Regions from separate parts of the Mus musculus genome. Here all the other regions are linked to region 1. Evidence: chromatin loops called from intact Hi-C (ENCODE). Cell type or tissue: gastrocnemius. All regions are shown on one strand.

Region 1 (5,000 bases):
GGCCATGGCATCACTGAGCAGGTGGTCCTGGGGTGTCCGAGAAAGCAGGTCAAGCAACCACAAGGAGTGCTGTAGTAAACAGACCTCCATGGTCTCCACTTCAGTTCTTACCGTCCGTTTGCTTTCAGCTCCTGCCCTGACTTTTCTCAGTGATGGAGTAGGACCTGGGGTTTTAAGGGTTCTAAGGTGAGATAAGTAATTTCCTTCCCAATTTGCTTTTAGATTTATTTATTTATTTATTTATTTATTTATTTATTTAATGTATGAGTATTCTATTTGCATGTACACCTCATGCCAGAAGAGGCATCAGATCACACTATAGATGGTGTGAGCCACCATGTGGTTGCTGGGGATTGAACTCAGGACCTCTGAATAAGCAGACAGTGCTCTTAACCCCTAAGCCATCTCTTCAGCCTCCCAATTTACTTTTAGTCATAGCCTTTATCACAGTAATAGAAAGTAAACTAGAACAGAAGATGCATAAAATTTGTTCCCTGAGCACAGACATACAAGTTTTTTTTTTCCCCTAGATACCTCTGCATAAGAGGAGCTGCCTGGGGTAGGGGCTGGAGTATATGCTAGTACCCAGAATACTGTTGTACAGTTTCAACTTTATCTGAGTGAGCTCACATGGCCCCAACAACTTTTAGAAGGTGGGGTTGTACCCATCTTACAGACAAAGAAATAGAGGCTTATAGCAATGAAGTACCTCACTTGGAACCCTCACAACTAGGAAGTGACAGTAAGAACAGGCACGGCATATTGTGCTATTCAGGACTTCCCTGTGGACCTGAGGAGACAGAGGTTCCTTGGTTCCTTAGGACTGAGACCTGTGACCTGTAGGATAAGGGACTCTACAGTCCTTCTCTATCCCTGGGTCATAGGAGACAGGTAACAAACCCCAACTGTTGTTAAAAGAGACTAGGTGCTGAGGTAAAGCTCTGAAGCATCTCCCGGCAGCAGTACCGGGTCTGGGGCTGTGAGGAGCCTGCAGTAGGATTTGCTGCAGAATTTCATTGGACCCCTCTTTGTCTGAGAAACCAAGATGGGAGTGAAGTGTGCTTTCCCGAGGCCGAACCTTGATTGGCCAGGGCTCCTCAAGCACATAGGCTCCCGAGGTGGTTTAGTAAAGGGTCACTAGCACCTCCTTGTCCCTTCCCATTGTCTTGTTCCTGCTCCTGCCACAGGTCACCTCCACTACAGCAAGGGAAGAGGTGGGAGCCTGTGGAAGAGGCAATCAACCAGCTGGGGTGGGGTGGGGTGGTAAGGAACGCGGCTCCTCAAGTTGCTAGAATACTTGGCCTAAGACACCAGGGTCAGGCAGTCTCACAGGAAGCTGGGTCTCCGCCCTTCCCCTTGAGCTTCCTAGTAAAAATAACTGATGTTTCCTGAAGCGTTCACATGTGGCAGGAAGGCTGAGCTCGGAGCTGCCAGGTCACCACCAAGATTCCTTTTGTTTTGCAATGGATAGGATAGAAAGAATGTCTCTCTCTCTCTCTCTCTGCCTCACCTCCTCTTCCTCCTCATCACTTCTGCCTTCTTTTTATTTAGAATTCCTAAATTCCTCTTACGGAAGAGCTAAGCTCCTCTTTGCCCTACAGTGTGGAAACAACATCACTGATAATGTCAGGTAATTAATTCAATGGCAAACAGACTGAAACAAATTGTAACTCCAGTGCATTTAGTTTTTGTTCTTTTCTGTTTTGAGAAGAGTTATTATGGCAAGAAACAGTTTCCCTTGCAATTATACTCAACTTAAAAAAAAAAAAACAGAACAAAACAACAAGACTAAGAACACCTTAGGTGTTCAGGGTTCATGTGGCTATTTCCAGAGTCATGAAGAGGGATGGATATAAATGACTTAAATGTGGAAACAAGCATCGCGGCTGGTGATTCTCGACCTTGTGCGATATGAGCTCTTGGGCTAATTGTGCAACCTTTGAAAAAGCCACACTTAGTTTAAGGGTTGGTTCTGCACCCTGCACTGGTCAAACAAAACCTTTGCATAATAAAAGGCTTGGCTTTGCCTATCCCGTAGTTGGTTGGGTCTTTGGTTGGGTCAGACCAAGCCAGGCCCCTCGTTTCTGTTTCTTTTGGGGGTGGGGTCGGATGGGGGGTGTTTTGTTTGTTTGTTTTTTTGTTTTAGACAAGGTTTTCTTCTGTAGCCCAGGCTGGCCTGGAACTCGCTAGGTTGCTAGGGTTGGGGTTTTGAACCTACAGAAATCCTCAGAGTACAGGCACAAACTCCTGTTTATCCGATAGTTTCCTCAAGGAGGATATTTCAGTTCTCTTCCTCTTTTTCCCTCCTGCCAATGTGGTGCTCAGACTTGGAGCTAGAGGATAAAGAGAACATCTCAGAGGTTTTTGCACCTCATAACTTGTCAGTTACTGACTAGCAACTGAAGGAAACGCTTCTGCTTTGAATCGCCTACGCCCTTGGCGCCACCTGCTGGTCGCATCGCGCCAATGCAGCTCTGATCCGTGGAGAATCTAAGCCTACCTTCTGAGCCAAACCTGAGAAAATCTGGTGAGTTGTTGCACACCAGCATCTCCTTCTTTACCCCCAGCATCTCCACACCCAAGCTAGTGCCCTCTGCTCCCCTCGGTATGAGGAGAGCTGCTAGCCTAGGTAGGGGACTAGAGAGATGGCTCGGTAACTAAGGAACTGCAGAGGAACTGAGTTTGAGTCCCAGCACCCAGGGATCCATGGGATTCGACACCTTTGGTCTACATAGACATCCCCTCCCCCCTCCTTCCACCACAGATCTAATCTGGAGGTTTGCTCCCTCAAGCAAAGAGGTCATCAGAGTCACTTCTGAACAGCGATTTCCCCTTGACCCAGGGGCCACTTTTGAAGAACTTCCCTGTGTGTTTGTGACTGCGGACTTGGTGGACCTGTGAGCAGGACATCTGTGGCCCAGCTAGCCATAGGCCTCACTGAATAGACTCTAGCTTACAGTGGGCCCTGGGCTGCATTTTTAACCGGCACCCATTGGACCTGGGCCTCTTTGGCCTGAAGAATCACCTTGCTTAGCAGCATCCTTCCGCAGCTCCGCTTCCAAGCTCCACCGGAAGCCGCTGCGCGCTGAACTGAGCTTTCTCTGGTCTAGGGTCTGCCTTTCCTTTACAAGGATATTCCTTCAGTGCTCATCGCAGGTCCTTAAGGGGCCTGTGTGTGCGTGTGTGCGTGTGTGTGTGTGTGTGTGTAAGCTTAGGGATGTCACTTGACTTTCCTAAAGACAGGGGAATAGTGTTTGATCCAACCAAGTCAGTCGGATTTCAAAACTGCTCCTTCTTATCCACCTTTCCCCCTCTCCTCTTCTCATCCTGTCCCTCCTCGTATTTCCCTTCTTGCCCGGCTCCTTTCTTGTCCCCTTTCCTCTGTTCTCCCCCTCCCCAGTCCTCCTCAGTACCCTCCATCCTTCCCCCTCCTCCCCTTGTCCTCCCCTCCACACTTTGGTATGCTTTACACGGGTCCAGGTTCTCCTAGCATCCCTCGGGCCCCTTCCTGGCAAACCCTGCCCCCAACCCTGAACTTTCCAGCCCAGGGGCAGGGGCTGGGCTCCCCCTCCCCAAGCTCTTTCCTATATAAAACAGACATCTTGGTCTCCTTCTCCTCTCGCCTCTCTTCCTGCTCTTCCCCTTCACCTTCTCGGAGTGCACGATTTCTCTCTTTCTCTTCCCCCCTCCCATCTGTGTTCCAAGGAATAGGAGAAACTGGAGTTCAGGTGGTTGTAGCCACCAGGTATGTGCTGGGAACCCAGCCCAGGCCATTTGTAAGAGTAGCTAGTGTCCTTAACCACGGAGCCATCCCTCCAGGTCCCCCCTTTTACTTGCACAGATAGTTGTCTTTAAAAAAATTTTTTTATTGATTTTGAGACACCATGTAGACAAGACTGGCCTCGGGCCTTTTCACAATCTTAAAGCACACAGAATTTCTTGGGGCAGCTAAGATGGAATATAGGTTCTAGTAAGTAATGACTCAGGAGTATCAGAGGGGAGAGTGTGCTACCCTTGGGATGTTTGGATGTGCCCATCCACTGAGCTATTTAAGGCATATTAAATATTAGGCTACGTGTGTGCATGCACGTGTGTGTGCGTGTGTGTGTGTGTGTGTGTGTGTGTGTGTGCGTTTTACTTGGGAATCCAGAATATTGGGGCGGGTAGTCGGGGGTGAGTAGAGTGCACTAATTGGCTGCTGCTACAGTGGGGTCTGCCTCTTGCTATGCGGCAGGTGGAGCTCTCCCCCTGGGTTTGCTAGTGGCGTAGCCACCCATCAGTCTTTTCTCCCTCCCCGCCCATTGGATCTGGAGATCCCTAAAGCGGAGATCATTTGTCTCTGTGGTTCTCACAACAGTGTCTGAACACTTATCATGTGCCAGATGCCCCACTAAGTGCTTTTGTGTTTCATTATCTGAAGTGGATGGTGTTAGGACCCTCAGGGCTTATTTTAGTTACTTCGTCTGGGTTTCCTCTTGTTGTTTGAGATAGAGGTCTGTCTTAGGGTTTCTATTCCTGCACAAACATCACGACCAAGAAGCAAGTTGGGGAGGAAAGGGTTTATTCGGCTTACACTTCCATACTCTGTTCATCACCAAGGAAGTCAGGACTGGAACTCAAGAAGGTCAGAAAGCAGGAGCTGATGCAGAGGCCATGGAGGGATGTTCTTTACTGGCTTGCTTCCCCTGGCTTGCTCAGCCTGCTCTCTTATAGAACCCAAGACTACCAGCCCAGAGATGGTCCCACCCACAAAGGCCCTTTCCCCCTTGATCACTAATTGAGAAAATGCCGTACAGCTGGATCTCATGGAGGCATTTCCCCAACTGAAGCTCCTTTCTCTGTGATAACTCCAGCTGTGTCAAGTTGGCATAAAACTAGCCAGTACAATTGACCCCTTGTCAACACAAACACATCACTAGTAAGTCTCAACCCTTACATTCTTATTCATCCCCAAGATCTAAATAACTTTAAAATTTCAATCTCTTTAAAATATCCATTTC
Region 2 (5,000 bases), 82 kb before region 1:
AGTCACTGAGTCTATGGGGCTTAGGCCTTGAGTGGGGGAACAGGTAATGCCACACAGAGGGGAGCCCTGTGACAGGAGCAAGAAGCCTCCTGACTCTTGTCAGCTTTGTCCCTGTGAATCCTTTCTGCCTTCCCAGGAAAAGCCTTTCCCACCCTCAGCAGGACACTTCTCAGTCTGCTGTGCTCAGGAGGGCTCCACGGGGCTTCATGCAGGCCCTAGGGAGCTCTTGGAAAGACAGGTCTCTCCCCTCAGGTCTCTTGCACCCCTGACCCAGCAGCTCCCTGTCCTGTTCTTCAGCCACCTGCCGGCTCCTCCCAACCCCTACCTTCCACAGCCTCTGTCTCATGCCCTCTCTGACTGCAGGGCCCTTTCCTCTTGGAGGCAGGACCTGCCCGTCTTTCCTCTTTTCTTGACTTCTTTATCTATTTTCACGTCTTTTGTCTTCTTTCTCTCCTTTTACTTGGAAAACTTTCAAACATAGAGCAACGTTGCACTAGTAATTCAATGAGTGTGTTTGTATCCCTCGACTGGACTCACCAACGGTTGGTGCGCTCCTGTTTCCTGCACCCCAGTGTGTCTGTGCTTTGACAGGCTTTACTGGCAGAGCCTCGGAGAGTGAGTTAAATCCCCTGTGACTCATCCCTTGCAGTTTCAGCTGTGTTTTCTAAGAACAGGACATTCTCTTACATAGCTACAATTTAAATGTCAACAAAAGAAGCCATATATCAACACACTACTCTTTTATAAAATAAGTCCCGTATTTAAAGATCACAGTTGCTCTTAAAATGTCCCCTTTTTTCCAGAGCTTCTTTTAAAAAAAGATTTATTTATTATTTATATGAATATACTGCCTCTGTCTTCAGACACACACTAGAAGAATGCATCGGATCCCATTACAGATGGTTGTGAGCCACCGTGTGGTTGCTGGGAATTGAACTCAGGACCTCTGGAAGAGCAGTCAGTGCTCTTAACCATTGAGCCATTTCCGAGCTTTGTTTTTGACCCAGGAGCCAGCCTGAGAATAAATATTGCTATGAATCAGAATGTCTGGGTTTCTCCAGAGCCGCTGTTCCTAGGCTATTACTCAGTGAGACCCTATCTCTGTTTCAGTCCCCAACCCACAAAAGGAGGCTCCTGGTCCCTCTAGCTTTGTTTTGGCTCCTCTCCTTTTTTCTCCTTTCCATGTAGACATCTCTGCAGGACACAACCTCTGGTTTATCTCCCTTCCCAGAGCCCTGTCTGCCAGAGTCTAGGGGAAAGAATGCTTGCCTGGAGTCAGCCAGAACCAGATCTCAACTATGGTTACTTCCAATTCCTGCCCAGTCTCTGCTTTCCAGACTTCTGTGTTGTAAGATGCTCTGAGTGGACTTTGCAGGCATCCAGGAGGATCTTCCTGGGTGCTGTCAGGATTCCTGGGAGGATGGAAGAGTGTATATGGTACCCAGCTGAGTTCATGAAGCAGGAGAACATGGAGCATCCACTCCCAGCTCCTGGATGTTCCTCTCCCCCAGCTCTATCCAGCCTGGTCCTCTCATGCTTGATGGAGACCAGGCCTCAGATGAAAATCACATTTAATAACAGCAGGAGTCAGGGTGTCTGGGCCTGCTGTACATACCTATAATGCCAGTATTATGCATGCAGTCCCACCCATCCCATGAACGTGATAATCACCCATAAGTTAAGCTGGCTGATAACCTCCCCTACCACCTCTAGCTTGCTACATCAGAAATATCCCCAAACCTTTGCTGGGTTTGAGTATCTGCGGCTTCTGTCTACCCACAGTAGGAATGACAAACTGCCTATGGAGCACTGTTGACATCAGACTCCTAAGGAACATCTGGGTCCCATTAAGCAGCAGAATATTAAAAAACCAGGGCTGGCCATGATCCAGCACCCAGCAGGAGTGGGTAGGGCCACCACTCCCCTTCCAGGGTGATAGAGCTTGAGGCCCACCCAGCTTCCACAGGCATTCGGAGGAAGGAGAGGGGAGTAGCTTTTGCTAGCAGCCCAATACTGAGTCCTCTGAAGAATCATCCCTGCCTGCCTCTCGGGTTTCCCATCACAGTGAGGGGAGTGCTATGCTGACATGCTATCAGACAGCTAGGGGGCGCTCTGCCTGTATGGGCTTGAAGTTGAGGGCTGCAACCCCACCTAGTGCAGAGGATCATGCACATGTGGACATCAGGCCACTCCTTGCCACTGCTGCACTGGGTTCCTTCTAATCATGCTCTGATATCTGCTTCCCAGAGCCGCCAGAACATCCAGTTCAGTCTTCACTACTCAGAGAGGGCAGGGGTCCAGCAAAGGCCATGCATCAATGCAGGTCTCCACCCAGACTACTGCCCTGTGAATAGAGAGTAATGCTGCTTTCACTAGGTGCAGACTTAAACCAGAGCCCAGCGGCTATTTGAAAGATCTCTCAGACACTGAGCCACCAACCAGGCAAGCAGACACCAGCTGACACATGTACAGCAGAGGACTGCCTGGTCTGGCATCAGTGAGAGAAGATACACCTAATCCTTCAGGGACTTGAGGCCCCAGGGAGTGGGAGGTCTGGTAGGATGGGGTGGGGTGGGGTGGGGACATCCTTTTGGAGATGGAGGAGGAGGTATAGGATGAGAAACAGTTAGAGGGTAGACAGGAGGGGAATAATGACTGGACTGTAAAAAAGATAAAGAGATAATAATAATAATAATAATAATAATAATAATAATAATAATAAGAAGAAGAAGAAGAAGAAGAAGAAGGAAAGCCTCATAAAATTATCCTCAAAATAGTTGGTGCCAAAGCTAAGAAGATAGCTTAGAAGGTAAGGCTACTTGCTATGTAGGCAAGCATGAGGACCTGAATTTGAATCCAGCACCTACATGACAAGCCAGGTGTGGCTGCATGGGACTGTAACCCTAGTGTTGTGGGACAGGGTCAGGTGGACCCTGTATCCAAGGAATAAGACAGAGATTTAGGAGAAAAATACCAGACATCCTCTTCCAGTCCTTATAATGTACTTACTGATGTGCATGCAGCCCTTCACACGCACACATGTGTACACTCACACAAGTGATAATGAAAAACATTTCAAGGGACCAGTGGGACCCAGGCATACAGGGACTCTGCCAGATCAGTGGCATGGGTTTCTTCTGGTCTGTCTGGGCTGGTGCCCTGAGCAGACCTTGGGCGCAAATTCCCCAGCCAGTCTCACAACACCCAGAGGAAGCTCCACTCCTAGGCGCTCTAACACATCCAGGATCTCGGGATCCCAGGAGCTTGGTCACACCAGGATGCCAGGGTCCCAGAGGCAGCTTGACTCCCAGGAGCTCTGACACACCCAGGATCTCAGGATCACAGAGACAGCATGAGGAGTTCTGACACAACCAAGATTACAGGAAGGACAGGCTCCAGTCAGATATAGAGAGGGCAGGTAGCACTAGAGATAACCAGATGGCAGGAGGCAAGTGTAAGAACAGAAGCAACAGAAACCAAGGTTACTTGGCATCATCAGAACCCAATTCTCCCACCATAGGAAGTCCTGGATACATCATCACACCGGAAAAGCAAGATTCAGATCTAAAATCACTTCTCATGATAATGATAGAGGACTTTAAGAAGGACATAAATAACTCCCTTAAAGAAATACAGGAGAACATAGGTAAACAGGTAGAAGAACTTAAAGAGGAAACACAAAAACCCCTTAAAGAATTACAGGAAAAAAAAAAAACAATCAAACAAGCAAAGGAAACAAACAAAACCATCTAGAATCTAAATATGGAAATAGAAACAATAAAGAAATCACAAAGGGAGAAAACCCTGGAGTTAGAAAATCTAGGAAAGAGATCAGGAGTCATAGATGCAAGCATCACCAACAGAATATAAGAGATTGCTGGGCATGGTGGCACACGCCTTAATCCCAGCACTCAGGAGGCAGAGGCAGGCAGATTTCTGAGTTTGAGGCCAGCCTGATCTACAGAGTGAGTTCCAGGACAACCAGGACTACACAGAGAAACCCTGTCTCAAAAAACCAAACCAAACAAACAAACAAAAAACAAAACAAACCAGAATATAAGAGATTGAAGAGAGAATCTCAGGTGCAGAAGATACCATAGAAAACATTGACACAACAGTCAAAGAAAATGCAAAAAACAAAAAGCTCCTAACCCAAAACATCCAGGGAATCCAGGTCACAATGAGAAGACCAAACCTAAGGATAATAGGTATAGAAGAGTGTGAAGATTCCCAGCTTAAAGGGCCAGTAAATATCTTCAACAAAATTATAGAAGAAAACTTCCCTAACCTAAAGAAAGAGATGCCCATGAACATACAAGAAGCCTACAGAACTCCAAATAGACTGGATCAGAAAAGAAATTCCTTCCATCAACATAATAATCAAAACACCAAAATGTACTAAAAAAAAAAAAAAAAGAAAGAAAGAAAGAAAAAGAAAGAAAGAATTTTAAGAGTAGTAAGGGAAAATGGTCAAGTAACATATAAAGGCAAACCTATCAGAATTACACCAGATCTCTCACCAGGGACTATAAAAACTAATATCCTGGGCAGATGTCATACAGACCCTAAGAGAACACAAATGCCAGCCCAGGCTACTGTACCCAGCAAAACTCTCAATTACCATAGATGGAGAAACCAAGGTATTCCATGACAAAACCAAACTTACACAATATCTTTCCACAAATCCAGCCCTTCAAAGGATAATAGATGGAAAACACCAACACAAGGAGGGAAAAAGCAAGAAAGTAATCTTTCAACAAGCCCACACAAACATAATTCCACCTCTAACAACAAAAATAACAGGAAGTTAACAATCACTTTTCCTTAATATCTCTTAATATGAAAATGAATATTACCAATATATTCTAATCACTTGAAATTCAAAAATATGAGGAATTAGAAATTTGTTGGCTGTCATCCAGTGGCCTCTCTAATTTTGTAAAATCAATATACATTTTCTGCTTGTTTGTATGTGACTGTGTCTTACTGTGTACCACATA
Region 3 (5,000 bases), 250 kb before region 1:
TTTGCTCTCTGCAGGCGGACCTATGTGGGCAGTATGCCTGGTCGTATCATCAATGGCTTGAAGACCGTTGGGGTTAACAATCCAGTGTTCCTATTGGATGAGGTTGACAAGCTGGGGAAAAGCCTGCAGGGGGATCCTGCAGCTGCGCTGCTTGAGGTAAGGTCTAGAAAATTCCCTTTGAAGTCACAGTTGAGTATGAGTAAGCATAGGCCATATCTAAGCCATGTATAGATTGGTCTGTAGTTAGTTACAGGAAAAACAATGGCGTGTAGACTGAAGTCTGGAGCTAGTTACATCTACATAAAAATCACAAACTTCCTCCTCTTTGTGATGTCTTTCTTTTTAATTTATATGAAGTAAAATAAAATTTTAGACATGTTCTTTATTCACAGAGCACTGGTAATTTATTGCAGAAAGAAATGATAAAGTCTTCTTCTCCCAGGGCCCGTCCTTCTCCTGTGCTTTAGCCTCCAAAAGCTTTTGTTAATTTGCTCCATTTTCTAAATGCTTGACTTAGTCAGGCACAGTGGTACATGCCTGTAATTCTTGCTATTCAAAAGGCTGCATTCAGTGCCAGGCTGGGCTACATAGCAAGATCCCAAAAAGGGAGAGTGAAGCAGAGGCTGGGGGGGGCAAAAGAGGGAGCTCAGGGCTGCAGAACAAAACCACTTCATCTGTGCAGACTCTGCCAAAGGAAACTGAGATTTTTGCCTTCACGTTTTTGATTCCACATCTTCCTTTATAAATTGTTATCTCTTTTTTAGTTACCTCACTATTGGTCATTAGCAGTTACAGATTATGTGGTCCTTTTTCAGAGCTGAGCCAGGAGTCCTGTTCTTCCTTTTCTTAGACCTGCTTTTGAAAATCGCTTCACCTCTCTTGTGCTCACATCCACCGTTTCTGTTCTGCTCTCAGGACCGGCAGCCACTCGGGTGTTGTAGGTTTTACTGTTGTGAGTCTTCCAGTTGGAAGCAGTTGTTTTCTACCTGTGGCACATGGAGCCTCCCTGTGTTGTCCTTCACCTCCCACCATGTTGAATTTCCTGCCTCCCCAGTCTGTGTTTTGGTTTACCTCACTCTGTGTTGTTAACTCAAGAGGAGCTTCTGCAGGAAGCTTATGTGGGTGGTATTTTATAAACGCAGAATGTAAAGCAGCTTCATGTTTCCTCAGGAAATCTGACTGGGCATGGAGTTCTAGATGGAAATAATGTCTGTGTAGGGTTTTCCTTTGCCCCAGTGACTTCCTGGTTTCTAGTGTTGCCATTGGTAAGTCTGAAGTCACTATGCTTCTGCCCTGCCTTACTCTCTGAAAACTTGTGTGATGGTCCCTGAGAGACTTTACAGATGGCAAGGAAAACAAGCAGGGTTACATAGAAATGAAGTTGGGATCAGCTAAATTTAAATTACTGGTGCTGGGTGAAGACTTTGAGAGTCTGGCCTCAGCTCATATATTTTTGCCATATTTAAACATAGCACAATGTTGGTGAAAGTTTTCAGGTAACAGTTAGCTCAGCCTGGTGAGTACAAGGCTTAAGACATGTTTACATTGATTCTCTTTACACAGTGCATATGGCTTCATCTATTAGAAGAGTTCTTGCTGACCTAGAAGCAGTGCTCAAGATAAAGGTCTAGAGCAGTGGTTTTCAACCTTCCTAATGCTGACCCTTTAATATAGTTCCTCGTGTTGTGATACTCCCAACAATAACATTTTCATTGCTACTTCATAACTGTAATTTTGCTACTGTTATGAATCCTAATGTAAATATCTCTGTTTTCCAATGGTCTTAAGCAACCCCTGGGAAAGGGCCATCCAGCCTTCAAAGGGGTTGAGAGCACAGGTTGAGAGCTACTGGTCTGGGGAGACTGACTAAGGCAAACATAATCCCTGTGTGAGTCCGAATTTGACCTGACCCTGATACGACATAGAAATCACACAGGCTGTGGTATCTCACAAGGATGAGTTTTATGGCCTAGAAGTTATGCTCAAGGTTTTAGAGGAAAAGGGTCTGGGATAAGTAAAACATTTCTGGGAGACAGGTAGAGCCTGACCCATCAGACAGCAAAGGGTTACCAGGTTGTAAAACTACATCCATTCCCAGCATTCCAGGTGGAGGTCAGGTTAGACACGTCTTTCCTTTGAAGGATACCTGAGAGTTTACCTTCCTGACTTCTCCAGTGCTTATCTGTATGTACAAGCATGCTTTAGCCCTCTACAACAACTTAGAATCATCTCTTGATCTCAGTTGTTCAGCTTTATACAATATAATACATAATATGTATATATGTATATATGTGTGTGTATATATGTATGTATGTGTATATATATATACATATACATATATATATGTGTATATATATATATATATATATATATATATATATATATATATATATAAAATAACTTGCCTGTTACCTGTTTTGGGTCTCAGACATTTTTGCTGGTTCTTTAAAGAGTTTTCAGATTTTTCTTTTTTCATTTTGAAAGACTCTCTTTAATTCTTTTGTTGGTAATTTTTTGCTCTGTTTTGTTAGAACCCAACATTTTATTTCTATTTTACTTGTATGAATTTTTGTGGCACATATGTATGTATACCATGTTTGTGTCTGATATCCACAAGAGGGCATTGGATGCCTGTGGCTGGAGTTACAGATGGTGTGAGCCACTAAGTGGATGCTGAGAAGGGACTCTGGGTCCTCTGCAAAGGCAGCAAATGCCCTTAAGCACTGAGCAATCGCTCCATCTCCAAAGGTGGTAGATCTATAGCTGCCATGCCTTCTCATTCCTGTAATTCATCCCTTTTATTTTTTGTTCTACTTTCTGTGAGAACAACTTCAGCTTTATCTTTTAAAAAGGGAACCTTTTCATGTGTTAGTCATACCAAAAACATCTCTACCTATTCCTTTTTAACATCCTGCTTTTGATACGTAGAGGTAATTCTGTGAAAAAAGGTATTGATAGATTTTTTTTTTAAAATTAACTTTGCTTCTCTCTAAACTATTTGTTGTCTGTATCTTGTATTAGAGTCTTTCACTGGACTTCTGTTGTGTTTTTCTGTTGTGTACTTTCAGTTGTGCTGGAAACTAATTAGACACTAGGAGGAATGGAAAAGCCAGCCCCCTGGGTCATCTGTGGAACTCTTTCTACCAAAAGCAGTATTCACATTCTTCTTAAGCTCACATGGAACCCTCTCCAGGACAGAACAGATGCTGCACTGTGAAACAAGCTGTGATAAAAGTTAGAAGGATAAACGCGTACTGTGTGTTCTCCTAAAACATCACAGCAACTAGAAATGACTGTGGACATTGGAGGAAGTCACAAATACGTAGAAATTCACACACTCATGAGTAGTCAATGGGCCACAGAAGATACACAAAAATTAGGAAGTCATCTATAATGAATGAGAAGGAAACAGCCAAGAGAGTGTGTTCCAGGAGAGGGTATTAGACTGTTCTCACACTTACTATGATTCTATTGTTTAATGTATTATCCTAGACTGTTACCTAAACTGTTTCTTTTTTATTATTATTAGATATTATCTTTATGTACATGTCAAATGTTATCCCCGTTCTTAGTTTCCCCTCCGAAAATCCCCTATCCTCTCCCCCCTCCCCCCTCCCCCTGGTCCCCAATCCACCCACTCCCACTTCCTTGACCAGGCATTCCCCTATACTGGTACATAGAGCCTTCACAGGACCAAGGGCCTCTCCTCTCATTGATGACTGACTAGGCCATCCTCTACTACATATGCAGCTAGAGCCATGAGTCTCTCCCTGTGTTTTCTTTGATTGGTGGTTTAGTCCCAGGGAGCTCTGGATTTACTGTTAGTTCATATTGTTGTTCCTCCTAGGAGGCTGCAAACCCCTTCAGCTCCTTGGGTACTTTCTCTAGCTCCTTCATTGGGGACCCTGTGCTCCGTCCAATGGATGGCTGTGAGCATCCACTTCTATATCGAAGTGTCCACACTTTGGTTTTCCTTCTTTTTGAGTTTAATATATTTTACAAATTGTATCTTGAGTAATCTGAGCTTCTGGGCTAATATCCACTTATCAGTGAGTGCATATCATGTGTGTTCTTTTGTGATTGGGTTACCTCTCTTAGGATGATAATCCTTCAGATCCATCCATTTGTCTAAGAATTTCATCAATTCATTGCTTTTAATAGCTGAGTAGTAGTACTCCCTTGTGTAAATGTACCACATTTTCTGTATCCATTGCTTTGTTGAGGGACATCTGGGTTCTTTCCAGCTTCTTGCCGTTATGAATATGGCTGCTATAAACATAGTGGAGCATGTGTCCTTATTAAAAGTTGGAGTGGTATTGCTGAATCTTCCAGTAGAACTATGTCCAATTTTCTGAGGAACCGCCAAACTGATTTCCAGAGTGGTTGTAAAAGCTTGCAATCCCACCAACAATGGAGGAGTGTTCCTCTTTCTCCACATCCTCACTAGCATCTGCTGTCACCTGAATTTTTGATCTTAGCCATTCTGACTGGTGTGAGATGGAATCTCAGGGTTGTTTTGATTTGCATTTCCCTGATGATTAAGGATGTTAAACATTTTTTTAGGTGCTTCTCAGCTATTCGGTATTCCTCAGTTGAGAATTCTTTGTTTAGCTCTACCCCATTTTTAAATAGGGTTATTTGGTTTTCTGGAGTCCAACTTCTTGAGTTCTTTATATATATTGGATATTAGTCCCCTATCAGATTTAGGATTGGTGGAGATCTTTTCCCAGTCTGTTGGTTGCCGTTTTGTCTTACTGAGAGTGTCCTTTGCCTTACAGAAGCTTTGCAGTTTCATGAGGTCCCATTTGTCAATTCTTGATCTTAGAGCACAAGCCATTGCTGTTCTGTTCAGGAATTTTTCTGCTGTGCCCATATCTTCGAGGCTTTTCCCCACTTTCTCCTCTATAAGTTTCAGTGTCTCTGTTTTTATGTGGAGTTCCTTGATCCACTTAGACTTGAGCTTTGTACAAGGAGATAAGAATGGATCAATTCGCATTCTA

The links. Hi-C counts contacts between places; a loop is a spot of excess contacts. Peaks named below come from ENCODE experiments on the same cell type or tissue, not always from the same donor. Only the 100,000 strongest peaks of a DNase experiment are listed, where the experiment ranks them.
Region 2: a loop joins it to region 1, with 5 times the contacts of the local background. A loop is called at or near these places in 19 of 42 quality-filtered maps.
Region 3: a loop joins it to region 1, with 7 times the contacts of the local background. A loop is called at or near these places in 20 of 42 quality-filtered maps.

Annotation. Positions count from the first base shown.
Region 1 is chr8:86,900,857-86,905,856 of GRCm38, forward strand. No RefSeq gene overlaps it. Among named protein-coding and RNA genes, the nearest start is that of Gm33391, 18 kb to the right of the region's middle. In gastrocnemius, a CTCF peak has its summit at 2,450 (motif pointing left); a DNase peak (open chromatin) is centred at 2,456; H3K27ac peaks cover 1,826 bases.
Region 2 is chr8:86,818,980-86,823,979 of GRCm38, forward strand. All of the region lies in intron 1 of Gm39215 (a long non-coding RNA gene), which reads right to left. Among named protein-coding and RNA genes, the nearest start is that of Gm39215, 4.8 kb to the right of the region's middle. In gastrocnemius, a CTCF peak has its summit at 2,097; a DNase peak (open chromatin) is centred at 2,087.
Region 3 is chr8:86,652,162-86,657,161 of GRCm38, forward strand. Lonp2 (lon peptidase 2, peroxisomal) reads left to right here. Exons shown (of 15, transcript NM_025827.3): 8 at 15-156. Among named protein-coding and RNA genes, the nearest start is that of Gm22305, 17 kb to the right of the region's middle. In gastrocnemius, a CTCF peak has its summit at 2,605 (motif pointing right); a DNase peak (open chromatin) is centred at 2,651.